Regions from separate parts of the Homo sapiens genome. Here region 1 is linked to region 2. The links are chromatin loops, found by intact Hi-C in ENCODE. Cell type or tissue: endothelial cell of umbilical vein. All regions are shown on one strand. Region 1 overlaps FRMD5 (FERM domain containing 5). Region 2 overlaps FRMD5 (FERM domain containing 5).

Region 1 (8,000 bases), 78 kb after region 2:
GGTGAATTGTAGGACATGTGAATTATGTCTCAAGAAAGTTATTTTTAAAAGAAAAAGAAAAATAGGTACTTCACTAAAAAAACTAATAAATATAAAAAGATACTCAATATCATTAGGCATCAGATTAGCACCAAAGTGAGATACCATCATACATCTATCAGCTAAAATATAAAAGATGGATAATAACATGTGTTGGTGAGGAGACAGTACAGCATACACACACTGTTGATAAAAAGAAAAGCTGGCCAGGCACGGTGGCTCACACTGTAATCCCAACACTTTGGGAGGCCAAGGCAGGCAGATCCCAAGGTCGGGAGATCAAGACCATCCTGGCCAACACGGTGAAACCCCGTCTCTACTAAAAATACAAAAATTAGCTGGGCATGGTGGCACGTGCCTGTAGTCCCAGCTACTCAGGAGGCTGAGGCACAAGAATTGCTTGAACCCAGGAGGCAGAGGTTGCAGTGGGCCGAGATCACACCACTGCATTCCAGCCTGGTGACAGAGCGAGACTCTGTCTCAAAAAAGAAAAAAAGAAGAAAAGCTGTATAGTCACTCTGGAAACTTATTTGTTATTATCTATTAAAGCTGAATATAAGCATACCATATGATGTAGAAACTCCATTCCTTTATCAAAAAAAGGGTTGAATTCTTTTATTCACTAATTTAATTCCTCCCCAAATATATATATACATTTTTTGCGAGACAAAGTCTCGCTCTGTCACCTAGGCTGGAATGCAATGGCACCATCTCGGCTCACTGCAACCTCCACCTCCCAGGTTCAAGCGATTCTCCTGCCTCAGCCTCCCGAGTAGCTGGGAATACAGGCACCCATCACCACGCCTGTCTAATTTTTGTATTTTTAATAGAGACGGGATTTCACCAACGTTGGCCAGGCTGGTCTTGAACTCCTGACCTCAAGTGATCCGCCCGCCTCAGCCTTCCAAAGTGCTGGGATTACAGGTGTGAGCCAACACGCCTGGCTCCTCCCCAAACATATTTTTTGAGTGACCACTGACTAGGTGCAATAAGGAATATAATGAAATATGCAAGAAGTTCTCCAGAGGAAAGCAGGAAAAAAAGAGCTGATAGTCATGAAAAACAGCACAGTGTCACAAAAGTTGAACCACTGAGGCAAGGTTCAAAGCCTTAAGTGTATTGAAAAAGACTAATATTTAGTCTCAGTGAACTGAGGTCAGTCAACTACTTGCCCAATAGTGAAAAATAAAAAATGACATATAATTTTTTTTTTGAGACAGAGTCTCGCTCTGTCACCCAGACAGGAGTGCAGTGGCATGATCTCGGCTCACTGCAACCTCTGCTTCCCAGGTTCAGGTGATTCTCCTGCCTCAGCCTCCCTAGTAGCTGGGACTACAAGCAGGCGCCACCACGCCCAACCAACTGTTGTATTTTTAGTAGAGACGGGGTTTCACCATATTGGCCAGGCTGGCCTCAAACTCCTGATCTCAAGTGATCCACCCACCTCAGCCTCCCAAAGTGCTGGGATTACAGGCGTGGGCCACCTTGCCCAGCCCGTATAAATAATTTTAACTATAAATAGAGGCCAAAGATTGTGCTTTAAAAAGTAAGGCAAAGTTGAGGATTTTTTAGTAGCTTTTAGTATTCTAAACATCCCTTAAAACATGTGAGTCCAATGTTTGAGGTTCACACATTTGACTTTTTTATGTGTTTCCAGGAACATATATATGATCTAAGAAAGTTGAGGAATACCTATTAGACCCAGATAGGCTTCTGTTGCTTATGAACATAAATCTCATCTCTACCCTGTCATTTGGAAGTATGAAAATAGGATTTGATATGCATCTTGACTTACACCCATTATATGTTTGGTGCTGTAATACACATCAGGAATGTATCTTTTTAATTGTCTCTTCTACTCTAGTACCAGCTACTTGGAAAACTGAGGCAGGAGGACTGCTCCAGCTCAAGAGTTCATGACCAGCCTGAGCAACATAGAGAGATTTTGTCCCAAAATATATATATATAAAAATGCAAAAATAAACTGCCCCTTCTAGATACATAAGAAACTAGTTAACAGTAGTTTTTCTGAACAGGCAAGCTGGGAATTGGAGGTCAGGGATGAGACAAAGATCAGTTTTTCATACTACATCCTTTCTCTCTGTCATTAAAAATAGGTCAACCTTCTCAAATAAAAAAGGCATTATGATTACAAGCTACATATCATATTAAATACATACAATAATTTTTACCTGTATTATTTTATGAGAGCTAAAATCCAGACACCTTCAGATATGTTTAATTCCTACTTCTCTAGAGGAAGCCTCCTTTCTTCATGAAAAGTAAAGCATACTTTATGTCAATGAACACTTATCTTCAAAAATTTTATCCAATGTCCAAATGTTCAAGAGTAATCAATCAGTATCAATGCAGGCAATATTCTATATTTGTAATCTACCTGTGAGGTCCTCTCACATTAGGAACTGGACCTTCAGACTGCTCTTTAAATAACTTTGGGTCATGTGATTATATGAAAAGCCTAATAGATGTCTAAATTATTAGTACCACTGTAGTATCCTACAGGTAGTAGTATTCACATAATACTTCATATAATTCATAATGACGACTTAAAAAGTCCTAAGCAGGTAAATCACACTATCAAGCAATTAATTGTTCAATGTGCTAAAACAGAAATTTCTAAATGTGTTGTGTGAAAAACAACTATTGCTAAGTCATTTATATCATAAACTGTAAATAAAAAATACCACTAGCTCTATGGTATGCAAATGTACAATCTGATTTCACTTTAAGTTTGTCTCACTTCCTTTCTTCACTAGACTCCAAATAAGAAAATGAAAGAGTACAATTCAGGAGATGAAAGAAAAGGAAAATCCAGGAAATTCAATCAGATCTACATGACTCATGTTGTGTCAACTGCAAATTTCTGATTTCAAACTTAAAAAAAAAGAAACTTCAAGGACCCTTCAAATTATGTTCAAGTCATATGCCTGATGAGACAATTGAATCACATTACTGGACTACATTTTTTCCCCTTGATTCAATCTCTTGCTGCCACAAATATGTTTGTTCAGTGTAAATGGAGTGATAAAGATTGACCTTTCTAGTTGAGCATCTGGCGGAACTGGATTTTAAATAGTATGCTTAGGATTTTACTTCACTTGATTTAAGGCAAAAGAAGTGACATAAAAGTCCATGGATAATAGATCCATATATCTAATTTTAATTCTAGGAATTTTAGAGCCTCTGTCTCACCCTCTTTGACAAATTCAGCATCTCACACCAGGATGAGGTATAACCACAAGAGAAACATTAAACTACTACTGTGAGAACTTAGTAGCAGTTCTACTTTTAAGAATTGTTCCCATCTATTTTCTGTTCTAAAGAAAGGAGAAAAAATAGAACAGAAGGGAGAAAAAAATTGTTGTGACCTTAAGCCCTGTCTAGTACCTTGACTCATTCCAATGTCTTTTCACTGATTTTCTATCCAATAGCACCAAAATAATAAGACTTCCAGTTCCTTCTTTCTTTTGTACCTCATAACCTGACAAATAAAACAGTCTTGGAAACTGTTCTGGATATTTAAGACCACATATATTTTCAGCTTTTTGTAAAATTTTTACTCTTCCTAATATTTGTCACCTTATCCTAATTACTGTATACTCATGACCCAACCCATTACTAAAATTATAAACATAGAAGATTATGTGCAACTGCTGAGAAATTACATACTCAAAGCAGCCCTCAAAAACAAATTTCCATGAATACCTAATGTAAAGAAGAGCCTACATTTACGAAATTTCTTTTAGACCTGCTACCTGATTTCCATTCAATGCTAGCATGTGATCAAGAGCTAATTTGCATAGCTGATAGGAAGCTGAGTCCAGTCATTTATTCACAGCAGGCATAGTGCTAGAAGCTAAGGATGCAGAGATAAAAGACTCAGTCAGACTCTTCATTCAAAGACCTCAAAGTCTAGTGGAAGAAAGAGCCACACATACCTACAATCACAATATCATGGGCAAGTATCATGGCAGGAGTATGCCCAGCATGGCATAGGAAGACAAAAAAAATGAGCACCTAACTCAAGTCTGAAAAGACTGGGAAAATCTTCTCAGACAATGTAGCACTAGAACCAAGCCTAGAGAGATCCTTAGGAGGAACAGGGATGGGAGCAGAGGAACAGGGCATTCTATTCAGAGGAAAAAGACACACATGTTCTGTTTGGGATGATGAAAACATTCTGGAAATAGAGAGTGGTGTTTGTTACACAAATCTCTATTGGTGTACCTAATGTCACTGAATTATACACTTAAAATGATAAATTTTATGTGTATTTTACCATACACACACGTTTGGGAGGGTAGAAACACCACATAAGGTATCTGTGGAGGAGACTGAGTGGCAAGAGAAAGGACTGAGATGCAACAGGGCTAGACCATAAAGGGCTTTGTATTCCATGGTAAAGGAGTACGGAGGCTAAACCAGGGTGGAAGAAAGACTGGAAGGGGCAGGAATGATTAGGAGGCTACTGATATCTCCAGATGAGAAATTAAGGTCTAAATTCTGAGAGGCAGTGAGACAAAAGGAATGAATTGACTTCCAAGACAGCAAGAAAGAAGAATGAAGGGATCTTGGAGCCTAAAGTTAAGGAACAAGAGGAGTTTAAGATGCCTCTCAGGTTTTGTGCTTGAGCAATCAAGCAGATGACACTGCCAAGTCACCTAGAGAATGAAAATAGGAGAAGCATCAGGTTGGATCAGGAAGCATTGGTAATTCTTGCTTTGATCTGCCAAGTTTGAAAGCTTGTGGACAAAGGATAAAGATTAGCAGTTAGAGGAGTTGCTTCATTTCTTAAGTGGATCTGTGGACTTTGTGCTGCTTCAAGGCCCAGGCAACAAATAGCAGCTGAGATTTAAGGAGGAAGCCATTTTTCATACCTTTAAATAGAATCCAGCACTATCACCCAGACAATCAGGGGCTATGACAGGCTCAGGGGGTAGCTTCTCTCGCAAGGTCCCGAGGTTCTCAGTAGTACCTTCAGTGAGGCTCCTCAAGTGGCAGCATCTATCATCAAGGGTGAGCCAAAGATGAATAAGTAGCATGGCTGACCCTTCACGGTAGCCACTGCTGACATTTAGTTCTCATAGAAATAACTGGGGAAGTGCCAGGCACAGTGGCTCACGCCCATAATCCCAGCACTTTGGGAGGCTGAGGTGGGCAGATCACTTGAGGTCAGGAGTTTGAGGCCAGCCTGGCCAACATGGTTAAACCCTGTCTCTACTAAAAATACAAAAATTAGCTGGGCGTGGTGCCACTTGCACCTGTAGTCCCAGCTACTCAGGAGGCTGAGGCAGGAGAATCACTTGAACCCGGGAAGCAGAGGTTGCAGTGAGCCGAGATGGCGCCACTGCACCCAGCCTGGGCAACAGAGTGAGACTCCATCTCAAAAAATAAATAAATAAATAACTGGGAAAGTTTTGCAGGATAGAACAGAACCTGAAAGGTGGGGAGGAGAGGGACGGATAAGTTGTAATCATTTTGAAATGCAAATGGAACCTCTTGTATGATTCCAGATTACTAAAGCCTACAGCTTACCAGTTTATAAACATTTTAGCAAAAGCAAAACATTGCTCATACTGTTTGTATACTGCTTTATTGTAATTAACAATATGGTGAGCATCTTCCTGTATTATAACATTCTTCTATAACTTCATGTTTAAAGCTAAATAGTATCTGATTATATATCATGATTTATTCAACCACCTATTGTTGGATGCTTAAGTTTGAAGAAAGCTTTTCAAGCTAATTTTAAAAATTAAGCCCATCATTCTAAGTAATCCTAATTCCATTTTTATGGTGACAACTAGCAATATCTTAGTATTTTATTTGATGATTCCTTGTCTATAAAATTCCCTTTAGATTTTTGTTTAAATCATTTTTAAAACCTATATAACCAGCTAAAAGAATGCATAGCAACTTACTAGCCCTTTCATAAGAAGGAAGTAAATTGCTCACTTGTTGGGGATGCATTAATTTTATCAAGCCACTAGTGTACCATATTGTACAAGAGAGGAGGCAGGTAATTCACTAAATAGCACCCTCGTGGCACAAAAGAGTAAATACATCTCCAATAAGTGAACCATGTGCTCTCTGTCAGCAGGATCAGCATATTATTTTATATCTCCTTTCCCATCCCATGGATGCTTACTGGTCCCTCCTTGAGTTAACAATAAATGTAGACAGAGATGCCTCCATCTGTGCTCATGTTGTTCCTTCCACCCATGTCCCACAGCTCCCTCAATTTCTATTCCCAACCAACTCCTACTTATTCAAAAAAGTTCAACTGCTGCTTCCTCCAGAAAGTCTTCTCTAACCATGCTCATCTTGAGTCAAGTGGTCCCAAAGTGTCCTGCCTGCACCTCTGAGTATAGAATATAGTTTACTAAAATGGTAATTTTATATTCACCCACCAAATCATAAGCCTCTTTAGGATACCTCATAGCTTCATTAAATAATTGCTGAGAAGGAATGCTGTGATTCAAAGAGTGCCACAAAGTTTTACCTGCCTTCTTCACCTGTAATATTAATATCTGCAAGCAACTGGGCAACATGCTTAACTATTAAGGTTATGTATAATTTTCCAATAAAATACAATAATTTGACACATGCTCAATGTGTAATCATTGTTGTGATGCATGGTATTTAAACATGATTTGTATAAATTACTACCATTGGTAGTTTTCAGGAATGTAGTGGGATGGCATATGGTGACCAACTTCTCCCTCTCACAGATATGCAGCTGACCTCATCTACCTCTGTTCTACATCTTTCCAAATGTTCCAAGTTCCAAAACAGCCCCTTACTATACCGTATCTTCCTCTCCTTCCACAAACTCTCCACTAAAATGACTATTTTCACAGGAAATTGAATTCAGCTGAGACTTTTATCTCTACTTTTGTACTGAACTGCCATCTTTATGAGCCTTATGTTCTGTCATCCCTTCTTGGGATTTTTAGGTAGAGGTATTTCCTTGAAAGGTTATAAGAAACTCAGACTTCCCTCTTTTCCTTGTCTTTTCCTTGTCTCTCCTAGTGCCCTAGGCTGGAGTACAATGGCACAATCTTGGCTCACTGCAACCTCCACTTCCCAGGTTCAAGCGATTCTCCTGCCTCAGCCTCCTGAGAAGCTGGGATTACAGGCGTGTGTCACCACACTCGGCTAATTTTTGTATTTTTAGTACAGATGGGGTTTTCACCATGTTGGTCAGGCTGGTCTCAAACTCCTGACCTTGTGATCCACTCGCCTCAGCCTCCCAAAGTGCTGGGATTACAGGTGTGAGCCACCGTGCCAGGCCTTTTTTTTTTTTTTTTTTAAGACAGATCAGGTCTCACTATTTTGCCCAGGCTGGTCTCAAACTCCTAAGCTCAAGCAATTCTCCCACATCGGTTTCCCCAGTGGATGGGACTACAGGTCCACGCCACCACACCTGGCTTATTTAACTCTTTGTCTTTATATTAATATTTACATTACTTTGCCTAACACTGCATTTCCTCCCTTTGCTAGCTTTCTTTCATTATAATTTGCCAATTTTGTATTTCTATTGGCTCTAAAGTCATGTTTTTTCCTGCCTCCAGGCTGAAAATTTAATGTTCTCTTTGTCTTAAAACTCCCATGTCGGCCGGGCGCGGTGACTCACGCCTGTGATCCCAGCACTTTGGGAGGCCAAGGCAGGCAGATCACCTGAGGTCAGGAGTTTGAGACCAGCCTGACCAACATGGAGAAACTCCGACTCTACTAAAAATACAAAATTAGCCAGGCGTGGTGGCGCATGCCTGTAATACCAGCTACTTGGGAAGCTGAGGCAGGAGAATTGCTTGAACCTGGGAGGCAGAGGTTGCGGTGAGCCAAGATCGGGCCACTGTACTCCAGCATGGGCAACGAGAGCGAAACTCCGTCTCAAAAAAAAAAAAAAAAAAAAAACAAGGCTGGGCGCGGTGGCT
Region 2 (8,000 bases):
GATAGCATTGGGAGATATACCTAATGCTAGATGATGAGTTAGTGGGTGCAGTGCACCAGCATGGCACATGTATACATATGTAACTAACCTGCACAATGTGCACATGTACCCTAAAACTTAAATTATAATAATAAAAAAGAAAAGAAAAAAAAAAAGCTCTATGAACAAGTATAGAGGCTTTCTGGTCTCCAGACTTAAAATGATACCTCTTATAGTCATCTCTCAGTCTGAGATGTCCAGAAATGGGTATCTTAGAGTGACCCACAGTTGTTACCAAAAATCTCAATTCAACCATCACATGTATTCTCAGAAATGCCAGATTCATCTGCTTGGCTAGCACAGATTTATTCTTGGATATAGACTGCTATAGGGAAATGTTGTGATGTCTGAAATAACAACACTCTCGCCTTGATACTTTCCCCAGAAAACATTTCTTTTGCTCACTCTCTTGGAACATTTTCCCTGGGGAAATCTATAAGTCAAGCATAACAGGTTATGACATATCCATGTCAATGGGTAACTGAATACATTTTAGGAATAAATTGTCATTACCTATCATGCCTTAATGTTCATGTAAATCAAAGAAACTACTTTCCACTTAAAACACACAGAAACTATTATTTTTCCTTTTCTTCTCAAGAGCTATGGTGTACTACTCTGGAGTAGGAATATTACTAGAGTAGCTTGAGGATTTGTTTGTTTCTGAGAAAAATCATTACAAAGAAATGGGCACTTATTTAAAATGTTCTTAAACACATGGAGAATATATTCAACTGCATTGTCAAAAAACTAAACCAAAACTGTAAGAGATTACAAAAAGAAATGATAAATAACTGCAAGATTAAAAAAGAAGACAACAATGACTGCAGCATGCTTAAGTTCAAAGCAAAAGAAATTTGATAATTCAAATAAATACAAATATTGATGGGAAAATACTAACTTTTTACCTTTTAATAAAAATGAGTGAATCCAGAAAATTCAAAAAAATGTGATCACTAACAAATTTAGTAAGCACCTTTCCTTCAAACAGATAGGGGAGGAAACGAAGTGACTGGATGTATGAAGTAACTAAGCCAGAAAAGTTCCTTCAAATACTACCTATTATTGAACAAGAAAAAACAGACATAAAATTCTTATTAAAATTTCACTAAAAAACAATTATCAAACATCTGCTATGGAAAGTAACTGTGCTAGATTACATGAAGCTCATGAAGATGAGAAGGACTTATCTAAAAGCTCTCATGATTTATACATCCTTAAATAACAAAAGGTAGCCCCTGAAGATTTGGATTTTTACAGCTTGTTAAAGTGGTTAAACTATGTATATTTTTTATGTCTATATTACATACATATCTTATACATTGCAGAATAAAATCCCCAAAGCTTATTCATTTACAAAGCAAAAAATAAGATTATTGAGAATGGGTGGGAGGGGAGTCAATCTAAAACCTTTGCTAAAGGCAAATGCTGAATAGCTGAATGCTTTCCAATCAAACTTTTAAAAAATTCAAAAGGCATGATAACTGTTTTTTCAAATGTGGTTTCCTTCTTTTTCTCTACAAAGAAAATATCTTTTCAAATTCTTTATCCTGTAATCTTTTATTCCCCCTAAGGGTTTAAATAATACCATGTAGCCCTATACTGGCTTAAATTATCAGACCCTGCCATTTATCCTAAACTTAGATGAACTAGAGAGGATTACTTCAAAAGGAGTTTTTATATAAAAATGTCATAGAGGACTTCCTATAAAATACTTCAAAGACCACAAGTAAAAGTATGTTACTGTCCTATAATTCACATAGAATCTCAAGAATCCCAGAGTCAAAACAATCTTATAAAAGAAAAGCAAATTGATGTCTCACATTTCCTGATTTCAAAACTTACTAGAAAGCTACCATAATCAAAACAGTGTGGTACTGTACTGCATAAGAACAGACATATAGACCAAAGGAATAAAATAGAGCCCAGAAATAAAACATTATGCTATGAGAAATAAGCCAATGGCCAAATTATTTTTCAACAAGAATGCCAAGACCATTTAATGGGTAAAGGAAGTCTTTTCAACAAATGGCTTTGGGATATCCACATGCAAAAGAATAAACTTGGATCCTTATGTTATACAATATACAAAAATTAATTCAAAGTGCATCAAAGATCTACATATAGGAGCCCAAACTATAAAACTCTTAGAAGAAAACATAGGGAAAAAATTTCATGCCATTAGATTTGGAAATTTCTTAGACCACCAAAGCAAAAACAGATAAATTGGACTTCATCAAAATTAACAAAGGGCACTATCAAAGTCTGCCAAAGGACATAATCAACAGAGTAAAAGGCAAGCCACAGAATGGGAGAAAATATTTGCAAATCACATATCTAATAAGCAATTGACATTCAGATATATAGAGAACTCCTATAACCCAATAACAAAAAACATCCCAATTAAAAAATAGGTAAAGGACTTGAATAGATATTTCTCCATCAAAGATAAACAGATGGCCAATAAGCACACGAAAAGATATTCAAAATCACTAATCCATTAGGAAAATGCAAATCAAAATTACAGTGAGATACCACTTCACACCTATTTGGATGACTATTATCAAAAAAAAACCCAAAACAAGGTAACAAATGTTGTCAAGGATATGGAGAAATTAGAATGCCTGCACTTTCCTCGTGGGAATGTAAAATGGTGCAGCCACTGTGGAAAATAGTATAGTGGCTCCTCAAAAAAGTAAACATAAAAGTATCATATGATCCAGCAATTGAGCTGGGTGCTGGTCTACCTGGCCTGTAGTCCCAACTAAGTGGAAGGCTGAAGCAAGATGATCCATTGGAGCCAAGGAGTTCAAGGCCAGCCTGGGCAACATTGAACTTGTCTCTTAAACAATAAAACAAAACCCATCTGGGTAAGTATACCCATATGATAACTATACCCATATGATCTAGCAATTGCACTTCTGGGTATATACCCAAAAGAACTGAAAGCAGGGACTTCAATGGATATTTGTACACCCATGTTCATAGCAGTATTATTCACAATAGGCAAATAGTGGAAACAATCCAAATGTCCATTGACTGATGGATAAACAAAATGTGGTATATACACAAAATGGAATATTGCTCAGCCTTGAAAGGAAATGGAATATTATTCAGTCTTAAAAAGGAAGGCAATTCTAACTCATGCTACAAGATGGATGGACCTTGACAACACTATTCTTGGTGGAATAAGCCAGACACAAAAGGACGAATATTGTATGATTACACTTATATGAGGTATCTAGAATAAATTCACAGAGACAGAAAATAGAATGGGGAGCTACTATTTAATGGATACAGAGTTTCAGTTTGGGAAGATTTAAAAGTGCTGGGGATGAATGGCAGTGATGTTAGCACAACAATGTGAATGTTGTTAATGCCACTGTACTTTATACCTAAAAATGGTTAAAATGCTTATGTTATATATATATTTTACCACAACTAAAAAAAGTGAAGCATGTGACTGAGGCTATAAAGGAATAAGAAAATAAAACTTTTTATCTCCTTTAATTTTGTTTGAATTTCCAAACCCAATTTTAAATTAAGAGTTCATATATGCATTCTTTGTCTTCCAAAATTTGACAGTACTGTGTTTTACAATCTGTCCTTGTCATAAAGGGTTTGTAGGTATATGGGATTATGTACGTATATATAACAATGATCAGTTCTCGTGTGTGCCTAAAACACCTGAATTCTACATTTGCAACCCAAATAAATGATAGCTTTGAGAAAACACTCCATTTTTGTATGTGTATCTACATTTCTAAATCTACCTTTGAAGTAATCAGAAATGGAAAGTTTACATTTCTCTACTCAAAAGTTGATGGGAGAGGTCCAAAAGGCAGTTGACTACTCAGATCTGGGGCTTACAAGAGAAAATGAGACTAGGAAAAGACGTTTAGGAGTCTTCAGACATAGGAGTATTATTTTGTACCACTTTCTGGTATGCTTATTGTTTGTATACTTGTCTCTTTCTCCATAATAGATTATACACTCTTAAAAGGCAATGAAACACCTCACTCAGCTATTTGTTCCATGCAGCATTAGCACATCATTTTTAACAGAACAGGTAGGTCTTCAATAAATTTTTTAAAAATTGAACTGAATTGAGTCCTAGACAGAGAACCCTCAAGTCTTTCTCCAGCTGGTCTACCTAGATGTGAAATTTATGAATTTCCTCTAAATCTTGGCTAATCATTTTGGTTCATTTGCAAATGGAAGGTCAGAGGTTTGCGACTAGGCCATAATGCCTATATTTCAGTCTCCATTTTACTATATGAGCATCATTCAATAAATAATACAAATGAGATTTTTTTTGTTGTTGTTCATTTGGCACCATACTCTCCTTGCATACCTACCCCACTGAGGATCATGGCATAGAGATTCACAGCCAAAAATAAGGCAGGAGGTCAAGGAAGGCTCCTTATGCAGGAAGGATATTCCCTCCTTCCCTTTTGGGAACACTTCAACTAACCCTATTTTAGTTTGGCTGCTTTGCCTCATTTCTAAAAAAAATTCATTACACTCCATAGCCCTTCCCTTGATGCCCTAGTTAATTAAGTTTACATAATTTCCTACTGATTAGTTTTGAACAGCTTGTTCTGGATTTTCTCTCCTTTAATTTTCTGTCTTTACTGACTGCTTAAAATCCTCAACTATGAACTTGGGAAAGTCTATGTGTTACCACAAAGTTCTCTGTTACACATACAGAAAGAAAAGCAAATCGGCATTGTGATTCATAAAGAGATCTGGGATCAACTATTTCAGGAAACAGAAACTTTTAGGTGGAATCCAGTAACAAGCCAGAAATAATAAACACCAGGAAGACACAAGTTATATTCTTTCACACACAAAAATGAACTATGGTCCAGTCGTTTACTTATATTTCACGTTTACTGAGATCCTATGGGATTCTTTCTCTGTGCTTTGGAACTCAGAGGATTAATAAAAAGAATTATTAATATGTATTTAAAATTATTGTTCAAACTGATTTATATCCTCCTCAAATAAAATTCTGAACTGACATTTTGTCTGCATTTTGGGGCCATAAATGAATAGCTTACAAGGTAATTTAAAAATCTACCCATTTTGGCCATTTTTGTGGCTAATGTAAATTGCGACATAACCAGTGAAAGTTTCTAATAATGGAAATAGTGAAAATTAACAGGTCAGCTGTGCCACAATCTGGTCCATCTGCTACATATAGACAGCCTCAGAGGACAATGAAGAAGAAAAGTGAACCCAAAACGTCAACACCAATATCCTAAGGCCTTTCATGATCCAAGAAATGGCAATTGGCTGTGAAATTATTCTGAGACCTGCTTTTCCCAAAAATTCTTTCATTTTCTTGGTACTTTAGGGACAGTAGAACAATTTATTTTCAAAAATAAATTGAATTTTTTATTTTTATAAATACCAAAATTCTTATGACTGTTCAAAATTTCACACAAATTCTTTCTTGCTCACATTAACTCTACAAAACAAAGGTAAGGGTCCCCATACGCCACTAGCTCATATCGGAACACAGAGGGGAAAAGTTGAGTTTAAAGGTTGCAGCAAATCTCCTTCAAAAACACTCTATCTGCTAATCGAGAATAAGTCTGCACTGGCAAAACCAAACTAATATATTTTTAAATGTATTCTCAAATGACTTTTCTGGTGGTGAGATACTCTCCACCCCATATATTGAACTATGCTAGGTCAGCCAGTATTCTTGCTATGTGACAATCAGTCCTCCTCCCTGGAGAGACCAGGTGTTTGATTTCTGGTGATTTTGTCCATAATTGACAGCCAAATATGCTGTTTTGTACAAATTGCATTCAGTATTCTTTCATTTCTATTGAAGACTCCCTTGTTTTATATGCCAAGAAATTCTATGAGACAGGAAGTTCCTTTAAAATTTGTTTTAAAAAATCAGTTTCCACAAACAGTCTGAAGATATTTTTTTAACTCAGACATACATAATCATTTCCTAAAAGCATAGCTGAAGGTCATATTACACAGTGATGAGATGTCAAGGAAAGGAATACATACATTTCAATTTGCAAGCTCACAAATAAATGTTGGTACTTAGAGGAAAAAAATCACAGGCTTGGGAATGAAAGATAAGATATGAAACACTAGCTAATTGGCTAATTCACAAGGATAGCTTCTCCTTGGAACAAGCATAATTCCTATTATGATAAGCACTTTGCAGGTGTACTGAAGGAAGAAGAGATAAAGTTTGCCAATTAAGTCAGTGTTTTCCCAAGTGAATTCTGACTCCAACAATGGTACCAAAGGAGTGTGATGCAATTATGAACCTAAATTTCACAGGATTTTGTGCTGAAAATACTCTGTACGTGATTCACTGAAAGTGCTCATAATTCATGACAAGCTTCTCAAACACTTTCTGATTATATGCCTTAAAAGACAGATTAAAATGCCCTTCTTTTACCTTTGGACCTCAGTGGTCATATATAAATATCACAGGATATTTCATGTGATTTTTAGAAAGTGAAAAGAGAACTGGAAATATGCAAATATCCTACTCTCTTTGGTATGCTAGGAAGAAGATGAAGACATGTAATCTCACAGGACAAATCTATATGGTCCCATTTCTTCTAAATGCATCCACTAAAGCAAGAAAATTTATTTGATAAACTCCTCTTAAAATATTTAAAACAAGGATCAAGATTAGATTTCATTTTCTCATGCCAGTCTTGCATGGTTACTAATTGTAATATTTTAATGCTATGTGTTTAAATTTGGAGGACAGAATTGCTGTCCATTCATAGTCTGGAACAATTGTTTCTAACCTCTGTGATCCTGCTCAAGCTTCACTACTGGCTGATATACACCTAGCCGAGCTTCAACTGAACCCAGGATTTTTTCCCCCACTGCTTTTATTTCATTGTTCTTGAATGTCTTACTGCTTTTACTGTTATTGATGTTAGAAGTTACAATGCCTTGCTGTTTAATGCATTTGTTGTTTGTGTTAACCATTCAAGACGCTGAGATAAAAGTGGACTTGGAATAAAACGGGACACATGGGATCAAACTATGGAAATAATAAAACATTCAAAAACAATGATAAAAGCAAACAGAGAAAAGACATAAAGACATACACAGTTTAAAAGCCATTGTGTGTTAAATCAGTGGTTCATTCAGTTCAATATCTTCTTTCTGTCAGCAGCACCAGGGTAAGTTTTGTAGTAAAGCTTGTCATTTGTACTGTTTGATCTTATCCTCAAAAGGCTTGAAAGGTATCCTGAACATACCTACCTTTCATTAATAATACATTAAGGATGTGGTCATAACCTAGTCTTGGACCTGTCAGTTTTTCCATCCAGTAAATTATTTTTATCTTAATTATTAAAATGAATAATTCCATTATTTGTCTTAAAACAATAGGGAATCTAGTTCCAACTCTGCCACTGACTGGCTATTTGACCTTGGGCAATGTTTAATAACCTCTGTATCTGAATGTCCCACCTATATAATGAGGCGGCTAATCTCAAATTTTATGTTTTGACTACCAAATTTCAAGAAGATGATAACACACCTATCTTTACATTATACATACCCCCTGTTTTGCAAGCTGTAAACTTCTTCTCCCTTTGTTTTCTCTAGCCTTCAAAGAATCAATCTCTCATGGTAGAAAGAGACCGCAGAAATCACCTAATACAACCCATGGGATGCCTGAATCACCATTACAGAATTCCCCACTACCAGTCATCTTGCTCCTGTTTGGATACTATTATTGTTGGAGAGTTTTATGAACTCCCGAGGCAGCCCACTTTATTTTCAACTAATGCCAACTGTTAGAAATTCTTCTGATATGAATTCAGATATAAATGTTGATATAAATCTATCTCCTTGCAACTTCCTGGTTCTTCCCTCTGGGGCAACACAGCACAGACTTAAACCTTTTTTGTATATTATCCACATGATAGACCTTCTAATACTGGAGGAAGCTGTCA

Evidence for each region. A loop is a pair of places that touch in the nucleus more often than their neighbours do. Peaks named below come from ENCODE experiments on the same cell type or tissue, not always from the same donor. Only the 100,000 strongest peaks of a DNase experiment are listed, where the experiment ranks them.
Region 1: it touches region 2 in a loop (4-fold over the local background); 2 of 110 quality-filtered maps call a loop at or near these places.

Annotation. Positions count from the first base shown.
Region 1 is chr15:44,154,910-44,162,909 of GRCh38, forward strand. All of the region lies in intron 1 of FRMD5 (FERM domain containing 5), which reads right to left. Among named protein-coding and RNA genes, the nearest start is that of FRMD5, 36 kb to the right of the region's middle. In endothelial cell of umbilical vein, no CTCF peak of the experiment used is centred here; a DNase peak (open chromatin) is centred at 3,002; H3K27ac peaks cover 2,061 bases.
Region 2 is chr15:44,076,645-44,084,644 of GRCh38, forward strand. All of the region lies in intron 1 of FRMD5 (FERM domain containing 5), which reads right to left. Among named protein-coding and RNA genes, the nearest start is that of FRMD5, 110 kb to the right of the region's middle. In endothelial cell of umbilical vein, no CTCF peak of the experiment used is centred here; DNase peaks (open chromatin) are centred at 4,787, 6,187, 7,117, 7,737 and 1 weaker place; H3K27ac peaks cover 3,292 bases.